Linked DNA regions of Homo sapiens: regions 1 and 2 are each linked to region 3. Evidence: chromatin loops called from intact Hi-C (ENCODE). Cell type or tissue: left lung. All regions are shown on one strand. Region 1 overlaps UNC80 (unc-80 subunit of NALCN channel complex). Region 2 overlaps KANSL1L (KAT8 regulatory NSL complex subunit 1 like). Region 3 overlaps ACADL (acyl-CoA dehydrogenase long chain).

Region 1 (2,500 bases), 220 kb before region 3:
TCGACTTCATCGTGCGGACCCGAATACCCATCTTTGTGCTTTTGCGCCCTTTCATCCAGTGCAAGGTGTGGTGTGTGCTTCTCCTCCTGAAAGTGGCAAGCTCAAATGAATGTGTGGCTCTCTACTGAGGCAGGAATATGGCAGGAGTGCTCATGGTACCTACTGTTGCCAGTTAGTAGGGCCTGTTAATACCATGCTTGATGAGAAAACCGCCCAAAAATATATTCCAGAGGATAAAAATTTCACACTAGAAATGCCTTCACAGTAAGAGCTTTGTTGGAGTCTGTAAAACTTTGCCCGCTCCCTACTAATCATCCCCCACTCTACCCACCCAAAAGATTGGTCCAGTGGAATAGTTTGGAGAATCTTCTATCTTCAGTGACATGACTGAGATCTGATTTTAAATAAACATAAGAAAAACATAGGATACTTAACGTATGTTTTTCCTCCAAGACCCTCGGTACCCATCTACACTTGGTCTTTTCATGCCTCAGTTTCTTAGGGCAGTGATTTAAAACGATGTAATTATTAAGCACTTCCTGTGTAAAGTGCCGTTCTAGGAACATCACATGCATTACCTTATTTATTCCTCACAACAATGAAATAGGTACAGCAATTAGCCCATTTTATGGATGGAAAATTGAGGCCCTGAGAATGTTATGCCTTCCTTTCAGCTGCTGGCCCAACCAGCAGAGAATCATGAAGAGCTTTCCGCCCGGCAACATATTGCCGACCAGCTGGAGCGGCGCTTCATACCACGCCCTTTGTGTAAGAGCTCGCTCATTGCTGAGTTCAACAGTGAACTAAAAATTCTAAAAGAGGCAGTTCATAGTGGATCAGGTGAGTGTGCATGAGAGTGTTGTGAATTTGTTTGACTAATGGAACTCACAGCCTACAAAGAATCCCTCTGTCCAGGTCACCACACTTTTTGGAACTATGAATATGTTAGCCATTTTGGTACACTGTTAGATTTGACCATTTCTAATAAGTTAGCCATTTGACCACCACTAGATTTGACTTCCTCTTTTGTCAGTAACAAAATAGAAATCAAAAGGATATCATAAGAATTTAGTTTTCCTTTTCTATATATTTTTTAATCTTCATTTTAGTAGTTAATCTCTTTCTTGAGTATTTAATTGGAAGAAAAATGGTTTAAATCATTACCTTTATTTCCTTTTGGAAAAAGAGAAGGGGGACATTCATTTATTGAGCTTCTATTTTATGGTAGATTATTTCCTTTAATCTATACAAATACCTTCAAGGTATATAATTGAAAGTCCCTGTAAAAAATGAGGAAACAGACACAGTAGAAAATAGATAAATAATTTACAAGTAAATAACTTACTACTGTCACATAGAAAGTGATTATTGTAAGGGGATTTTTCAGCCAGATCTCTGTGATTGATTTATAAAGCCTTTAACTTTAACTTTTCACACATTGGAAGGGGAAGGATTCCCTTAGAGCTGGCAAACTAGGAGGTACTTTCTTTACATTATTCTAAAGGTATTCTTTGAGAGTACATTGCTTTCTTTCTTATAACTATGTATTAGCAGCAAATTACTGAGGAAGGAAAATAAATCATTATTTGCCATTAGAGGGCAGTCATTACCCACAAGTAAAATGTAATATGTGATAGGTTTTCTTTTTTGTGGGAGGGAAGGGTTATTTGCTTTCTTTTGAAAGCTTTTATTGTTCTTTGCAGACAATGTGGTAAAAACAAAAAATTGACAGGTATAATCCTGGTGAAGTTTACACATTATCATTCAAATATTCTACTTTGTAATAAAATAACCTGACATAGAACTGAGGGATATTTTATAGGTTGTAATTTCCAGAAAATGAGAATAAGAACAGTTTTGATTATGCATCGCGGGGTTCACATCAGACAACTTATTTATTACTTTGATATGCTTGTGTCAGATAAGATATATTTCTTAGTAAAAATTGCCAAGTTGGAAGCTACAATTCAGGTCAAATTTAATTTGCATCCTACCAACCTTGGAAAATAAAATAGAAAACCAATAAGAAAGGCAACAATGTCAAAGCATTTAATATTGTTACAGATGTTATGTTCTGGCAAGGGAACTATTTAATTATATCAGTGGCCAATATTGATTCTTTAAAATAAAAAATCCCCACTTTCATTTGCAACTTTGTTATAAAGATCATTTGTCTGGGACACATTATTTAACTAACCTTTCCTAAAAAATACAAGTGGTCAGGGAGGACTTTGAAGTGGACATTTAAGATTCTCACCATGCATTTCCTTTGGTCTCTCGCATCCTCTAGCCTACCAAGGCAAGACATCCATCAGTACCGTGGGCACCTCCACCTCTGCTTACCGCCTGAGCTTGGCCACCATGTCCCGCTCTAACACGGGCACGGGCACTGTCTGGGAGCAGGACAGTGAGCCATCCCAGCAGGCTTCGCAGGACACCCTGAGTCGGACTGATGAGGAAGATGAGGAAAGTAGGTCATTCCAGAGAATCTGGGCAGTAG
Region 2 (2,500 bases), 130 kb before region 3:
ATTCTAAGGTGCTAGCTGTTAGAACGTCAATATAAGAGTTCTTAGGGACACAGTTCAACCCATAACAGTTACATTCCTAGGAACCAGGAGTTAGGACATAGACATATCTTTCAGGGTGGTGGTGGGGAGACACAATTCTGCCCACTACAGCGTTTGTTTTTGCTTTTCAATATTTTAAATATTTCACTCCCCTCTCTTTTTGGTTGCACATGGCTGGTACCATTCCAGAAGGGAAGTTTATTTATTATATACAATGGATGCCTTAGCCATTTTACCCTTAATATTTCAATGTGTATTTCATAGAATAAGGATATTTTCTTACATAACTGCAAAAACAATAATATTCAGGGAATTCAACATTAATAAAATATTTTGTCTAATCTACCATCAATAGTCTAGTTTCCTCAATTGTCCCAATAATTTTTTTTCCCTTGAAAAGAATTCTGCTCTAGATCATATATTCATTTAGTTGTCATGTATCTTTTTAGTGTCTCTTTCAATCTAAAACAAGTCCTTAGCCTTTCTTGGCTTTCATGACATTGACATTTTTAAAAGAATACTGGCCAGTTGTTTTTTAATACTGTATGTCTGATTTTGGCTTTGTCTGATATTTACTCATGATTAAATTCAGGTTATACATTTCTAGTCAGAATACTACACAGTGTTATCCTCCCTCACAGGTGACAGTAGTTTTGATCACTCAGGCAAAGTATTGTTTGTTTCTGTATATATAGTTACTATATGCCCCCTGGCAACTGGCAGGAGGCACTTTAAGACAGCAGTCCCCAACTTTTTTGGCAACAGGGACCAGTTTCATGTAAAGCAATTTTTCCACAGACAGGAGATTGGGGGTGTAGGAGATGGGGAGATGGTTTCAGGATGAAACTGTTCCACTTCAAATCATCAGGCTTTAGATTCTCATAAGGAGCACACAACCTACATACCTCAGATGCACAGTTCACAATAGGGTTTGAGTTCCCGTGAGTTCCCGCCACTGATCTGACAGGAGGCAGAGCTCAGGCGGTAATGCTCGCTCAGCTGCTGCTCACCTCCTGCTGTGTGACCTATTTCTAACATGCCACGGACCAGTACTGGTCTGTGACCAGGGGACTGGGGACCCCTGCTTTAAGATCATGCAAATCTTGTTCCTCATCAAACCTCTCCTCAATCCTGACCCCAGAGTTATACCCATTAATGATTCTTGTCCAATCAATCTTTACTATGATGATTGCAAAATGATTCTCTAATTTGACTGTTTATTCCACATTTATTAATCAGCATCCTAGCATATGGAAAAGTTTTCCTTTTCACCAATTTATCTATCATCAGTATGGACTCATGAGTTCCTATTTTTTCAATGGTTCAATATTGTCCTTATTTATTTTGATGCCAAATAGTCCTAGATTTGGCCACTAGGGGCCTCTTCAAGCTAGCTTCTGTGTTCTTTCAACATGTCTTTATCATTTTTTTAAACACTTCCTTGCTTTCTGTTAACATTACGATGTTCCAGGATAATCATACCTTTTCTTCCCCAGCCCTGGAGACCAGCCATTTCTCCAGAAATCCCCGATTCCTTTTAGTAGGAAATGGTATTAGAAAACAAAATATGAGTTCCAGACATACTGATTACTTATCAGGATAAGTCTGAGTCTACATCTGTGCTGTCCAGTTTGGTAGCAATTACCCATGTGTGGCTACTTAAATTAAAATAAAAACAAAATAAATTAAATATTCAGGATGGGCACAGTAGCTCACACCTGTAATCCCAGCACTTTGGGAGGCTAAGGCAGGAGGATCACTTGAGCCCAGGAGTTCAAGACCAGCCTGGGCAACATAGCGAGATGTCTAAAAAAAAAAATGGAAAAGAAAAAAAAAACTCAGTTCCTCAATTACATAAGCCATGTTTCATGTGCTCAATAGCTACATGTGTCTAGGAGCTACCATATTGGACAGTATAGATTTATAGAGCATTTGAATCATTACAGAAAGTTCTATGGTTCTCAAGACTTTCCATAAAGAAAAAAAAGAAAGTTCTATGGGATATGGAATATCACTATTCTAGACCACTGCAGTAGGCAAATCTAGGAAACACACAAACACACACACACACACACACACACACACACACAGTTCCAATTCTCTATTGCCTTTTAAATATTTTCCTATGTTCCACTTCGTTAATTCTTTAACACATTAAACAATTATTTACTGAGCACATTCTATCAGACAGGTACTCTTCAAGGCCCTGCAGATCTGGAAATAAAAAGATACAGCCCCTATTCTCTGAAAACATAACACACTTTTTTCTGAAAAGTCAGAAAAGAAATGATTATAAAATAGTATAATAAATTCCAGCTCAGCAAGGTTAAAACAGGGTGCTATAACAATATATATACCATTCTGGGCATGTCAAGGAAGGCTTCCTGAGAGAAATGACATTTAAATTAAGTTTAGAAAGGTAAATAATTATTGGGGTGACAATATGGGAGATAAGCTGAGG
Region 3 (2,500 bases):
TCAGTGCATTCAGTGAAGTCCAGAGGTCTGAGAGAATAATGTCTCCAAGAGTACATAATTTACTCTCTGAGGATAAAAAGATTAAATATTTACATATTCTTGCCATTGGGTTGAGCGTTACTAAACAGATTTGGTCTTTGCTTTTCACTGCAGACACTGCATTATGCTTTCTGAAATCATCCTCTAATCAAAGGCAACTAAAAATTAGACCACACATTACTAGTCAAGTGCTCTTAGTGAATGATCGACAAGGTCATAGCAGTATTTTTAAGTCATTTATATTTGTTAATAAATAATACTGCAGCTAGCATTAAAAATTATTCTGAAGTTACTAAGTGGGCTGGATGGAGTCTTTTTCAGAGTTCTGAATGACAGAATTCTTAGAATTATGGAAATGGAGAACACCTTGGAGAGGTTATCTAGCCCAGTATTCATTTAAACAACAGCATCAGTTGCTCTCACATATTATGGTTAAAATATAAAATGAAACACACTAGGTTTGCTATTTGATAGTTAATTAGTCCCATGCTCAAGGTCTTAAAAACTGGATATTCCCATTTTAGACACATGTCAAGAAGAAGTATTATTTTTTTCCTCTCTATTCCTCTCCCTAATTCTTTATGCCCTTAGAATTAAGAACACATACCACACAGGAAATGACTAACCAAGAGCTCTCATTAGATTAGAAAAAACATTCCATTTTCACTTCGTTGCCCACTGAGTGAAGGAAATAGGAAAAGAAAAAAGGCCCATCTGCTTTGCACTTCTGGGCAGTAATAACAGTATATAGGTAAAGAGTGTAGGTTCTGGAATTAGAATATATGTGTAATTTGGGGCAAGTTACTTAACCTCTCTATACCTTAATTTCCTTAACTGTAAAATAAAAATAATTAAAATACTTATATAGATTTGTGAAGAAAAAGAATGAGACCATTCACTTAGCAGTGTCTGGCAGATAGGGAGCAGTCAAGCAATAATATCCATTATTATTTAACATCTGGATTTTACTGTTTTATTGTCTATTCCGCAAAAAACCATAAGATCGACATAAACTATGGAGAGCATAGATTTTAAAAATCCTAATAATTATTGCTACATCCATACGTAGGTTTCTATTCTAAAAAGAAAATAAATTTTGTGACATGCATTTCAACTGGTCAGAAAGCCCCAAAATGTCCAAAATTCAAGGATAACAAAGAGAATGGAAACTGAATAGTTATATAGTTATAAAATGACATGTGGCCAAGTATATTGTAACATTTAAAGCTCTTCTATTTCAATTGAATAACTAGATCCATAGTGTACCCAGCTCTTGAATACAAGGTATAGGTATGTACAGTATCGGTTATTCATCATCTCTGAATATACTCCTAGCTTGAAATATGAAAATATTATTCAAATATATTTATTTAGATAAAATAGGAAGATCAGAAGACATATCTCAGAAATCTCAGAACATATAAACTTACTTGGAAAACAATACTACTAGCTATCAATAATGTGACCTGTGGAAGTAGAATGCTACTGCCACCTACTGAAAGTTTAGGGAACTAACTTTGAAAGAAGGCAACAATAAAATGATACTTCTTTAAAAAGGAATGATTAAAGTTATTTATTTTTTGCTATTAAAATACAATAAATATATATTTTAAAAGAATATTTTTCCCCTATGAGAAAACAATATGGACCACTTTCCTATTTCCTTCATGGTTAAATGTCAAATTACATGCCTTCTGAGCCATTCAGGCAATCTGGGTAATAATATAGTCATCCTTGTTGTAATCTAGTATTAAGTTCATAAACACAGGAAATGTAGATTTCCAAAGGAATGGAAACATGTCTTTTGGTTCAACTGTTATACCTTTAGCCAAAATAAGGCTAAAGGTATATTTTTGTTTTTGTATTCATTTTTGTGGGGAGCAGGGAGACAGGGTCTTGCTATGTCACTCAGGCTAGAGTACAATAGTGAGATCTCAGCTCACTGCAACATCTGCCTCCAGGGCTCAAGCGATCCTCCCACCTTAGCCTCTTGAGTAGCTGAGACTACAGACACACACCACCACACCTGGCTAATTTTTGTATTTTTTGTAGAGATGAGGTTTTGCCACGTTGTCCAGGTTGGTCTCAAAGTCCTGGGCTCAAGCAATCTGCCTGCCTAGGCCTCCCAACGTGCTGGGATTACAGGTGTGAGCCACTATGCCTGGCCTTGGTATAAGTGTTTTAGTAAACATTTTTGATGTTTAAGTGGTGGTGGTTGGATTTCAGAAGCAAATGATACTCATTCCACTTTGGGTACAGTTGAGAAAATCAGAGTGATATCAAGTGGTAACACTTCCTTCATATTGCCAGGAGCGTAGTATGTGTTTCTAGAGTTACACCCATCAAATTACAGTTGAACACATTACCCTTAGGAGGCAATCAATATATATTTGTTCAGTGAACCAAAAAGGAAAAAATCATATATGTCAGTTTTTCTCAATGGGAAATTATTGATATTTTG

Evidence for each region. Peaks named below come from ENCODE experiments on the same cell type or tissue, not always from the same donor. Only the 100,000 strongest peaks of a DNase experiment are listed, where the experiment ranks them.
Region 1: a loop joins it to region 3, with 9 times the contacts of the local background. A loop is called at or near these places in 108 of 110 quality-filtered maps.
Region 2: it touches region 3 in a loop (3-fold over the local background); 75 of 110 quality-filtered maps call a loop at or near these places.

What each region holds. Positions count from the first base shown.
Region 1 is chr2:209,976,239-209,978,738 of GRCh38, forward strand. UNC80 (unc-80 subunit of NALCN channel complex) reads left to right here. Exons shown (of 65, transcript NM_001371986.1): 57 at 1-65; 58 at 675-840; 59 at 2,291-2,470. Among named protein-coding and RNA genes, the nearest start is that of RPE, 25 kb to the right of the region's middle. In left lung, CTCF peaks have their summits at 1,539 and 1,740; no DNase peak of the experiment used is centred here.
Region 2 is chr2:210,071,679-210,074,178 of GRCh38, forward strand. The region is part of intron 6 of KANSL1L (KAT8 regulatory NSL complex subunit 1 like); the gene reads right to left. Among named protein-coding and RNA genes, the nearest start is that of KANSL1L-AS1, 43 kb to the left of the region's middle. In left lung, a CTCF peak has its summit at 1,371 (motif pointing right); no DNase peak of the experiment used is centred here.
Region 3 is chr2:210,197,839-210,200,338 of GRCh38, forward strand. The region is part of intron 8 of ACADL (acyl-CoA dehydrogenase long chain); the gene reads right to left. Among named protein-coding and RNA genes, the nearest start is that of ACADL, 26 kb to the right of the region's middle. In left lung, a CTCF peak has its summit at 1,542 (motif pointing left); no DNase peak of the experiment used is centred here; H3K27ac peaks cover 820 bases.